3 separate regions of the Homo sapiens genome follow, and all the other regions are linked to region 1. The links are chromatin loops, found by intact Hi-C in ENCODE. Cell type or tissue: endothelial cell of umbilical vein. All regions are shown on one strand. Links, peaks and the distances in the headings refer to the core of each region. The heading gives the core; the rest is flanking DNA.

Region 1 (3,906 bases), core at 590-3,089:
TTCCTTGGGGAATTCTCTGACCAAATATTGTACTCAGTTACAGCAACTGGTTTAGAGTATTTTGTCCCTGTTTCTCTAACTTTTTACTGTACTATCATTTATTCAACCAACTGAATTTATTTGTAAAGCTATCTGAAGTCATTTTTACAAAATTGGCTTGCTGTATTAGTCCATTCTCATGCCACTATAAGGAAACACCCGAGACTGCATAATTTATAAATAAAAGAGGTTTGACTCACAATTCCACATGGCTGGGGAGTCCTCAGGAAACTTACAATCATAGTGGAATGCACCTCTTCACAGGAGGCAGGAGAGAGAATGAGTGCCAGCAGGGGAAATGCCAGACGCTTATGACACCATCAGATACCTTGAGAACTCACTATCATGAGAACAGCATGGGGGAAACTGCCCCAATGATTCAATTACCTCCCTCTGGGACCCTCCCAAGATACACAGAAATTATGGGGATTGCCATTCAAGATGAGATTTAGGTGGGGACACAGCCAAACCATATCACTTGGTATAAATACATGGCAACATAAAAAAATAAAAATAATAATCACACCTGAAGCCATTTTGAAAACCTTGATCACCAAATCCTTTACTTGCTAGATAATCTGTGAGGTAAATTTCCTGGTATTCTGGCCATTCTGAAGTGGGAAAGAGAAAAGAAAATGGGAGAAAATAATGCCTGCTAGGTGCCAACAATGGTTGGGTGCTTCTTGTACATAATACCATTTTATTCCTCATACGCTTACAGATGATGAAACAGACTCAGATGCTCGTTAAGCTCATGCAGGTCATAAGTGCCAGAGTTGGGATTTTAAATTCAGGTGTGTCTGGATCCCAACCTTATGCTCTTTTCACTCTGCCAGCAGCCTTCTGACACACTCTTACTGAACTCTGGCGGTTCAATGGGCCAGAGGATACAATGCCTGCAGTTTCACCTAGGGAAATAACTATATAGGCTCTAATTTAAAATAACTTAACTTATAACCATAACTGTGTAGTTATCAACAAATTCTATTGATGCTGTACGTCCATATTGTAGCAAATTTTTTGAAAAAAGGAAAAATTAAAATTGCCATGTCTGGTAGCATGCGCCTTTAGTCCCAGCTACTCAGGAGGCTGAGGCAGGAGGATTGCTGGAGCCTGAGAGGTCAAGGCTGCAGGGGGCTATGATTGTAACACTATATTCCAGCCTGAGTGAGAGAGCAGGATTTTGTCTCTAAAAAAAGGAGGAAAACTGGACTGGTGCGTATAAAAAAGATAGCAAGAGAAGGCAAAACTCAAACTATGTGATAAAATGGGGCATGCAGATAATTTTTCACTCCTTATTTTGAGGGAAATTCTGAATCCTCATTTTTACTTATAATTAACATACCCATCCCTAAATATAAAATTATAAAAACTTTATAGGACTCTCAGTTTTTCTCAAATAGTACATAAAGTGTATGTTTACATCTATGTAAGATAACATGGTCTGGACAAGATCCAATGAAGAGTATAAAAGTACAGTGAGGAGTGTGCCTTTTGTAGTTATATAATATATTGACTTTGGGCTTGTGCTAGAAGAATTGTTCCTTGCCTCCAGCTCCTGAATTTACTACAGCTGCCAAACACTTCCAAAACCTCTCAGTCTCAATCCCAGGGCTGGAGAAATTCCACATCCCTGAGAGATCAAGTTTCACATCAATATTTTGGTGGGCTACTTGCCAATGCCTTATCAAGGAAAAATATAATTACAGGCGAGACTGCAGCAAGCTGATTCTATAATATTCTCCCCTCCTGTCTCAGTGGCTAAAATATAATATAATAAAAGTGATATAAGATACTGCATCTGCCCTTTTGGTAATTCTATTTTCATTTTAGTTCCATTGCTGGATTAAGGAAGACTCCAAGCAATGCCAGAGCTACTGATGCATAGCTACTAAAACTCTAGCATCTGATTTAGGAAAGCTACAGCTTCAAATAGAATTCAAGATAGAAAGGAAAGGTGGCAATAGGATAGAAAAGTTGGGGTCTTGTGGCAAATTGTTTTTGTTTTTGTTTTTCCTAGAATTGCTCTAATGGATAGTTCAACCTCTACACCAGAGATAAAATTAGTACAGGGACTTCAATAATTCATTCATTTTGTTTATGAGTCCCTGGGGGCTTATTTGCTATCACCATGTGCACTGTATTATAACAGCAAGGCATAGTTCAGGACTAATTACTATTGTTCATTCAGACTGAATTATACTAAGGTTTTACCCTGCAGTATATCCAGGAGGGAGGCACAATTTGATGTGTGGTATCTTAAAAACCATAGGCCAACACAGTGGGGATAGATGATACTCACACAGCTATTATTTTAAAATACAGTTTTAAACAAAGACTTTTTATGGCTCTTCACTGGTTATAGACTCAAGTCTGAATGCCTCAGCATAGCATCAAAGACCTTTCTGTCAGTTTGGCTTACCTCAACACACTTCCTTAGCATCCTGTCTCACTCTTCTCCATGAACATATTGTTCTATTGAGCCACATTCCTTCTTGCAGTCCTCAAACAGCTCCTTTGTCTTACACCTTTGTTGCCTTCTCACACTGTTTACTTTATCCTGGATCCACTTTTTCTCCTTCCTCTGTTTGTGAGCACCCTCCACCAAAACCTACACGTGAAATATGCCCTGACTATGCCATACCCAATTGAGGCTGAATTACTTCATAGTCACATGATTTTATCTTCACTTCTCTTCCTCCAGCTACGTAAGCTTCTTTGAGCAAGATCCTGCTTATCCATCTCTGTATGTTGAAAATCTGGGACAGTCCCTGGCATGTAACTGGTGCTCAGTAAATAACAGTTAATCAGCAGTTTTATGCATTTGCTTTTACAAAAGCCATGTGTTTTGTAAAATATAATCCCCAACTATTGGTTTGCTTAGTGCCATATCTTAAAGGTTGTATTTCTTTATAACTCATATTTGTCTATAGGGAGTCACTAGGTGTTATATTCAGCAGAAAGAGCTCAGATCCCAGTTTTGCCACTTTCTACTCTGTGAATTTGGGATAATATCCCACATGTCTATAAAATGGAAATAAGATTTGCTTGGGAGGAACACTTGAGATAAAACACCTGGCACACACTTGGCATACAACAAATGAACCAACAGAATTCATCTCGGAATGATAACATCAGCCTCGGGCATCCACATGGAAAGCAAGACCCTGAGGGAATAGGATGAGAGATTTTAGTTTTTTTTTTTTGATGAAACAAAGAAGGTTATGATGGAGCACAGAATACAGATTGGGAAGGCAGTCCTCAACTGTGTCACTGTAGGGGGTGGCTACAATGCCAATGGATGCAAGAGTGGCAGGATCAGGGAGAAGGAAAAAGGGTAGAAGGAAGATAATCTGGAAAACTGAGTCCTAATATGTGATTTCTGAACAACTGATGACACTGAGAATAATAGGCAGCGTTTATTGAAGACTTAACTGTGTCAAGTGGTTCACAAACTCTCTCTTGTCCTCCAAACTACCTTGCAAGATAGCTCCAGGTATCAACATTATCTATGTCAGCTAACTGATTAAATAAGGACATTTTATTTCTGGGTTATGTTTTACATTTAAAATCGGGAACTTTATTGACATTAAGTCTCATTTCATCATGTGAAAAAGGCCAGACCTGTTTTAACCCCCTTATGCAGATGAGAAAACAAGACTCAGAAATTAAATGCCTAAGAATTACATATGACATATACAGATAATCACTAAGACACATGTTTATATACTGACACCACTAAACTGTAAACTCCAAGAAATCATGGCCTGAGACTGTTCTGCTAGCCACTGCATATGCACTGCCTGGTGCCAGCCGTGGCAAATACAAAGCAAAGAACAAAGAATAGCAAGGTTGCTGAATGAATGA
Region 2 (3,906 bases), core at 482-2,981, 93 kb after region 1:
ATTTCTCAATGGATCTGGGTACAGTAAGTGGAAAACCTTCTGGAAAGGAGTCACCTTTCTAGATGCCATTGAGAACATTTATGATTCATGGGAGGCAGTCAAAATATCAACAATAGTAGTTTGGAAGAAGTTGATGCCAACCCTAATGGATGACTTTGAGAACATCAAGACTTCAGTGGAGAAAGTCACTGAAGATGTAAAAATAGTAAGAGAACTAGAATTAGAAATGGAGCCTGAATATGTGGCTAAATTGCTGCTCTCACAATAAAACTTGAATGAACAAAGAGTTGCTTCTTATGGATAAACACTGATAGTGGTTTCTCCTTCTTTCCTTCTTTCTTTCCCTCCTTCCTTCCTTCCTTTCTTCTTTCCTTCTTTCCTTCTTTCTTTGAGACAGAGTCTTACTCTGACACCCAGGCTGGAGTGCGGTGGCATGATCTCAGCTCACTGCAACCCCTGCCTCTTGGGTTCAAGCAATTGTCATGCCTCAGCCTCCCGAGTAGCTAGGATTACAGACATGCACCACCACGCCCAGCTAATTTTTTGTTTTTTTCTATTTTCAGTAGAGACCAGATTTCACTATGTTGGCCAGGCTGGTCTCAAACTCCTGGCCTCAAGTGATCCACTTGCCTCGGCCTCCCAAAATGCTGAGATTATAGGTGTGAGCCATGGTGCCCAGCCAGATAGTGGGTTTCTTGAAACAGAATCTACTCCTGGTGAAGATGCTGTGAAGTCTCTTGAAATGGCAACAAATTACTTAAAATATTTCCATAAATTTAGTTCATAAAGCAGCAGCAGGGTTTGAGAGGACTGACTCCAGTTTTGAAAGAAGTTCTGTTTTGGGTAAAATGCCATCAAACAGCATCACATGCTACAGAGAAATCTTTTGTAAAAGGGAGAGTAAACTGATGTGACAAATTGCATTGTTGTCTTAAGGTATTATTACAGCTACCCTACCCTTCACCACCCTGATCAGTCAGCAGCCATAAACATCAAGGCAAGACCCTCCACTAGCAAAAAGATTAAGACTCACTGAAGCCTCAGATAATCATTAGCATTTTTAGCAATACTTTAAAATTAAGGTATATTCATTTTTATAGACATAATGCTATTATAAACTTAATAGATTACAGTATAGTGTAAACATAACTTTTATATGCACTGGGAAACCACAAAATTGTGTGACTCACTTTATTGTGATATTAACTTTGTTGCAATGGTCTGGAACAGAACCTGCAATATCTCTGAGGTATGCGTATATTGTGCATTTCAAAAGTGCTAGGAGAGTAAATTTCAAATGTTACAATTACAAAAAAGTTAACTATCTGAGGTGGTGGCTATATTAACTAGCTTGATTTAATTATTCCACATTAGATTCATAAATCATAACATCACTTTGTATCCCATAAATGTATACAAACATAAATCGTCAATTCACAACTTAAAGAAAAAAAGTTATGTCATTTGGTTCCTTTCAGTGCTCTCTTTCTATGATATTAGAGAAGAAATGGGAAAGAAAACTCATTTTTTTGGTGCCTATTACATGTCAAACCAGTGCTGACTCATCTCACCTAACATTCCTAATGACGCCATTCTAGCTTCATTTTACAAATGAAGAAACATATTCAGAGAGATTAAGTAACAGCTACAGTACACAGACTGGCACCCAGTTATGACCCCCAACCTCTCACCCTGCAAGCCCAGCTCCTTCCCCTACAACTCTGCTGCCTGCACAAAGGGATGTGATTCGAACTTGGCATTTCCTCCTCCTCCTCCCAAAATACTGAGTTACAGATGAGTCACTTACTCACTGCAAACAATGGATGGAGTCACTGTAAGTGTAATGAAAGAATTTTAATTCTTTTTCTTCTGTATTTCTATGACCCAGTTTCAAAACTATATAGGAGAATCTTAACCATTTCACAGAAATTTCCACATAGTCCTAAAACTCATTCATTAAAGCTCTCTTAAAAAAACACAATGGCAGTTACTCCATGAAAGGCAACAGTCAACATCTCCCAGACCTCTGAATCTAAGTCAGAACTGTGGACAAAAAGTGGCTTTCTTAAGAGAAATATCTAGAACCCAGGTAAAAAGTGGTTCTTCAGGGAAAGTCATTGAAGCCCCTCCCTCCAGCCTCTAGAGGGCAAAGCAGTGTGAGCAATGGCATTCTGCCTCCTCTGCCATATGCCCTAGTGTGCCTGGCTTAGTCCACGAAACGTTCAAAGAACGAACCAAGGAATAATCATGATTTTTAGAGAAACAATTGCATTTAATTTTGTTTTGTCTTAACCACAGGATGCATCAAATACAGAGTTTGTTAAAAAATACTGACAAAGGAAGAAAACAGTGTACAATTAAGTACTGATGAATTATGTAAAATGGGATGGGATAATTTAATGAGGTTACAGAATCTTTTCAAATGCATCAGAGCACAACAAAAAAAGATTCAGTTGACTACTTAAGTTTTTCTAAATAGTAATGTTTCACTTATATAACATAGAAGAAGTAAATCAAGTATTTGTATCTCAGAGGCAGTCAGTATTGGTTTTCTATATAACAGGACGTTGTAGATTTATTAGGTTTGTATAGTAGTGAGCTTTCTCTGAAATCCTCTAAGTGCTTTATCCACAACATTTATACAAAGAAGACAAAAACACTTCTCAAAATGCCAAAAGCAACAAGGTAAACAGGAGAGCACGGAATATGAGAACAGTGAGAAAATAAGAACAAAAAATATAGATGGAAATACATCTATAAGGGCCAACACAGAGTGAATTGATTCATTCTGTACACAGTGCCCCTGTGTATCTGTAAACATCACTGTCATGTTCTTCCTCCTGAGCTGGTAAACAGATGTGCCAACTACAAGACACACAGTGGTCATTCCAGGGACTTAAGCAGCCAGGTGGGCCCATCTCCCACATTGGAGAGCTCATGGTCTGCCATGTGGGACACAGCTTCTGACACATGATCTCTTGGAAATCTGTAGAGTTTAAGATTAAAGAAGAATTAAAGAAGTACATTAGTGATGTTTGTTTATTGTCTGGATCTATTTTCACTTGGAGACACAAAAAATGTTACTAAATATTTATTGGGCAGCTTAAAAATGTATAGGGCAATAGTCAGGCTCTGGAAAAATGTTATCTGTGTAAAGATTCTGCCCCTTACATTGATATAAAATATGAAAATTTTAGCAACATGTGATTCAGTAATTGTAGGTGCACATAAATCTGGAAGTTTCCTGAACCAGATCCTTTGTATTTCTTTAAGATAAGACATTTATTACATTTTGGGAAACTGAATAGCACTGGAATGTAAACAATATCAATTGTTTGCATTGCACTGCATTTGCATTTTCCAAAAGTATATATAATAATGGGATGTGTATTTTTCTTCGCTGAAAATATAGCTAAGATTTAATTCCTGTGCTTCTGAAATAAATTAGCTTAATAGATCTAATCATGATTGTATCAATAGATACTGAATTTAATAGCCTTGCAGCTTATCTCTTTTAACAACCTAAAAATAACAGCTGAATGGAATTTTCCCCCAACTTTGATGAAAAGTACAAACACACATTTTCCATCATCATCACAGGAAAGGGAAGCAGGTTTATGTACTACTGCAGATGAAACAGCTTTTGATATGGACAGTATTAGCCTTTTCATTCAGACATACTCAACTGGGTCCCGGAATCTGAAATATATAGATACAGCTAGAACCAACAGCATGTCAGTGGCACAGTCAAAACTCCACAGACAGGCCATGCGTGGTGGCTCACGCCTGTAATCCCAGCACTTTGGGAGGCTGAGGTGGGTGGTTCACGGGGTCAGGCATTCAAGACCAGCCAGCCTGGCCAACTTAGTGAAACCCCGTCTCTAGTAAAAATACAAAAAATTAGTC
Region 3 (3,906 bases), core at 482-2,981, 300 kb before region 1:
TTTTTGAGGAATCTCGCTCTGTCACCCAGGCTGGAGTGCAGTGGTGTGATCTTGGCTCAACTGCAACCTCTGTTTCCTGGGTTCAAGCAATTCTTCTGCCTCAGCCTCCCAAGTAGCTGGGATTATAGGCGCCCACCATCACGCCTGACTAATTTTTGTATTTTTAGTTGAGATGGGGTTTCACTATATTGGCCAGACTGGTCTCGAACTCCTGACCTCATGATCCGCTCACCTCAGCCTCCCAAAGTGCTGGGATTACAGGCGTGAGCCACTGCACTCAGCCCTTATTATTATTTTGAGATAGGGTCTCGCTATCACAGTGTGATCACAGCTCACTGCAGCCTTAGCTTCCCGGGCTCAAGAGATCCTCCTACTTCAGCACCCCAAGTAGCTGGGACTGCAGGTGCACACCACTACGCCCAGATGGTTTTTGTAATTTTGTAGAGATGTGGTTTTGCCATGTTGCCCACGCTTGTCTTGAACTCCTGAACTGAAGAGATCCACCTGCCTCGGCCTCCCAAAGTGCTGGGATTGCATGGGTAAGCCACTGCACCTGGCCTGTTCAGACATATTTTTTTTTAACAGTGTACATAATTATCCTATCATTGGAAGGATTTAGGTTAAATAAGATAATCCCAATTGTTACTCAATTTCTCTGAACCTTAATATTATCATCCTATCTTTAGGAGAATTTAGTTTAAATTAGTGAATCTCAGAAGTTACCTGACTTCTCTGATCTTCAGTTTCCTCATTTGTAAAACAGGGAAAACAAAACTTGCCTTATACTATTGTCGTGACTAGATATAAATATAGACATGAATCTAGATATAGGGATGTATAGCCTGGAACACAGTAAGTATTCTGTAAACATTATTTTCCTCTCTCTACCCCAAATCTCTTAAAGGACAGGGATTGAAAAACTATTTTTTTTTTAAATAGTGTTTCAACTCTCCAAGGCCCCTAGCACATTATCTGTTGAATGAGAAAAAAGAATCATATGCTCCCAATTCCTTCCCTGGAGAGGTTACATTATCGAGTTCTCTACAAAGTTGAATATTCCACTCATGACAAAATCTTATAGCTGTTTTTAATGTCATACATTGTTGAATTTCAGAGAGCTAAGAATTTGTGGTATATAAGAACAACAACAGAAAAAAGTGTAAGGGGAATATAGAAAAGGAACCAAAAAAAAAAAAAAAAAAGTTAAGATTAGGCCTACAGAGCTTCTTTGGTTTGTTTGTTTTTTGAGATGGAGTCTCACTTTGTTACCCAGGCTAGAGTGCAGTAGCATGATTGTGATCTTGACTCACTGCAACCTCCGCCCCCTGGGTTCAAGTGATTCTCCTGCCTCAGCCTCAAGTAGCTGGGATTACAGACTTCTGCCACTGCAGCCCGGCTAATTTTTGTATTTTTAGTAGAGACGGGGTTTCACCATCTTGGCCAGGCAGGTCTTGAACTCCTGACCTTGTGATCCACCCACCTCGGCCTCCCAAAATGCTGGGATTACTGGAGTGAGCCACCACACCCGGCCGAGACTGGGCCTACAGAGCTTTAAACGCCTTGCATAAAGACATGACTTTTTAAGTTTGCAAAAGAAACTCAAAGCAGTTAAAACAATGGGACTTTCTAGAAATAGAAAGTCTTTGTTTACCCACAGTTCAAATAAAGTGCAAGTAAAAGGAAAGCTTTCTGTTTGGCCCTGCCATGCTCAGCAGCAGTCTTCTGACCCACACACAGCTCATGCAGCCTCCCTCTTGCTCTGCTGGGAAGTGACTCACATTCCATAAACTGGAACATTAATACCCTAGCTCTTGGCTGATGCTGTAATATCTGTATGTTCCCTAAAGAAGACAGGGTGTGGTAACATTAGCATGCACCCCCAAAAAAGAGAGGAGAAGAACCTCCTAGAAAGTTGTTGAGGAAGAGGGTATATGGAGAAAGTAGACCAGGTGAAATAGTATTTCCTGATGCCCCTTGCACTCACCTAGTCAAAGAGAAATGAAGCAAGTCAGGCTGGTACAAACTCTAGCAGTTGGCAGCACATGGCACAGAAGTAGGAAGAGCCACAGCCTTCTCTTATATATTATTCTGAAAAGGGCTGATGGACCCCTGGCCAGACATTAAACGATCTGCAAATTCATTACTTTATTCCACAAGTATTTTTTGAGTGTCTTTTAGTGTCAGGCTCCATGCTAGGTACTAGGGATTCAGTGACAAAGAAGATAAACAAAGCACTAGCCCCACGAGATGGTCCTGAAAAAGGGATCTAAGATAAAATATGGGGGAAATACAAAATACTACACCCCACAGATGAAATTCCCAAAGCATATTCATTCATTTTTTTAGGAGCACTGCACCAAAGAAACCCATTTCACTCTATTTAACCCCGTGTATACCTAAGATGTTTATCCATAAAAACTTTTTCTTATGTGTCATCTGTTAAAATCAGCTGATATATCTTAGGACATACTTTAAGGAACAGTACTCTTAATTTAACAAAAAACAAAATAGGGAAAACAATTAAAAATTTCATTTTCTGCATGTTCATAAAAAGCCACTTTTGAGTTGTTTATGTATTAATAATTGTCTCACTTTCTGATAAATCCTCAATGATTTGGGATGGATTGGAAGATGCTTCTACTTGGCATCTATTACAATATTGTGCACAGAGTGGTGTTTAAGATCTCTTAGGATGTGAGAGCAATCTGGTGGCAACACCTGCCTCCTTGGTGATTAATGCCATTAGTATAGCTGGCGAGGCAGGGGCCACATCCTCTCCCACCGTGCTGCACATTCCTCTGGGTGCCCTTTCCTACAAAGGCACACTGTTTTACGATTGAGTGCATCTGCCCTAATCTATTCTGGCTTTGTTGACTGAACCATGATGCCAGTCTTCAGGACATATTTCTAGCTTATTAATCAACAATTCTAAATGATCTGCTTCAGATACCAGATAACCCATTTCTCCATTCAATGAACAAAATTTCCATGGGAATCATAAATTCTGTCATTTCACAGATATGGGTTGCAAATGTCTTTTCTCAAGAAAATTCTTCCCAAGGACTGTACCTAAAAGTATTCTTTAAAAAATATCTATCTATATGTATATCACACAACTTTCTATATAGAATATTTTATATTCATTTTAAAATCTTGTCATATGTGGATGTTCTGCGTGATTCACAGCTGTGTCAGAGAAAGGTGATGAGGATAATATTTTGAAAGACAGAATTTCCTATTCTGATATCTGAGTTTATCTTATTTTTAGATCCGTTGATGAGTTCATGTTTTTAAAGACTCTTCCCTCTATGCCTATGGAGCTGACACTTTATTTTATTTTATTTTTAAAAATGAGAGAGTCATTTTAAAATACAATTGACTATGTATAAAAATAGTCTGCCAATCTTGAGGAGGTTTAAATGGTATGTTTTACATCTTCGTGACGGTTTTATTACTCTTAAAATATATCCAACAAAATAAGAAGTTGAGCATCTGAGGCTTTCAATTTTCTCCCTGGTTTATCTGTAATTGCACAATAGAAGATATATACTGGACAGGCCAAACAAGATGCCCTCCTCATTCCCATCTGGAGAACTTCATCCTTCCATTTGCCTAGGCCAGAAAACTTGGAGCCATCCTCTACTTCATCTTTATATGTAATCAGTTAAAAAGTTCTGTTGTCAAAATACCCTATTTCATTGATTCCAAGAGGGACAACTTTTCATGCTTTAACATATATGAAATCAGAATACATCTCACAATCAGTAGTATCTTATATTCCCTCTCACTCAGGCGATAATCCTGACATAGATACCGTTGCCTACACAGGTGCTAACATCAAAACAGCCAGTATCAAACTCACAAAATGAGTGTCAGCCGCTTGGGAGAAAATTATAAGACAATATT

What was found. A loop is a pair of places that touch in the nucleus more often than their neighbours do. Peaks named below come from ENCODE experiments on the same cell type or tissue, not always from the same donor. Only the 100,000 strongest peaks of a DNase experiment are listed, where the experiment ranks them.
Region 2: it touches region 1 in a loop (8-fold over the local background); 1 of 110 quality-filtered maps calls a loop at or near these places.
Region 3: it touches region 1 in a loop (2.7-fold over the local background); 1 of 110 quality-filtered maps calls a loop at or near these places.

What each region holds. Positions count from the first base shown.
Region 1 is chr9:18,329,792-18,333,697 of GRCh38, reverse strand. It overlaps a transcript of ADAMTSL1 not described here. Among named protein-coding and RNA genes, the nearest start is that of ADAMTSL1, 140 kb to the left of the region's middle. RefSeq lists an enhancer at 71-634. In endothelial cell of umbilical vein, for the core only: no CTCF peak of the experiment used is centred there; DNase peaks (open chromatin) are centred at 1,677 and 2,597; H3K27ac peaks cover 2,500 bases.
Region 2 is chr9:18,236,232-18,240,137 of GRCh38, reverse strand. It overlaps a transcript of ADAMTSL1 not described here. Among named protein-coding and RNA genes, the nearest start is that of ADAMTSL1, 240 kb to the left of the region's middle. In endothelial cell of umbilical vein, for the core only: no CTCF peak of the experiment used is centred there; a DNase peak (open chromatin) is centred at 1,697; H3K27ac peaks cover 2,500 bases.
Region 3 is chr9:18,630,935-18,634,840 of GRCh38, reverse strand. The region is part of intron 5 of ADAMTSL1 (ADAMTS like 1); the gene reads right to left. Among named protein-coding and RNA genes, the nearest start is that of MIR3152, 60 kb to the right of the region's middle. In endothelial cell of umbilical vein, for the core only: no CTCF peak of the experiment used is centred there; a DNase peak (open chromatin) is centred at 1,700; H3K27ac peaks cover 1,594 bases.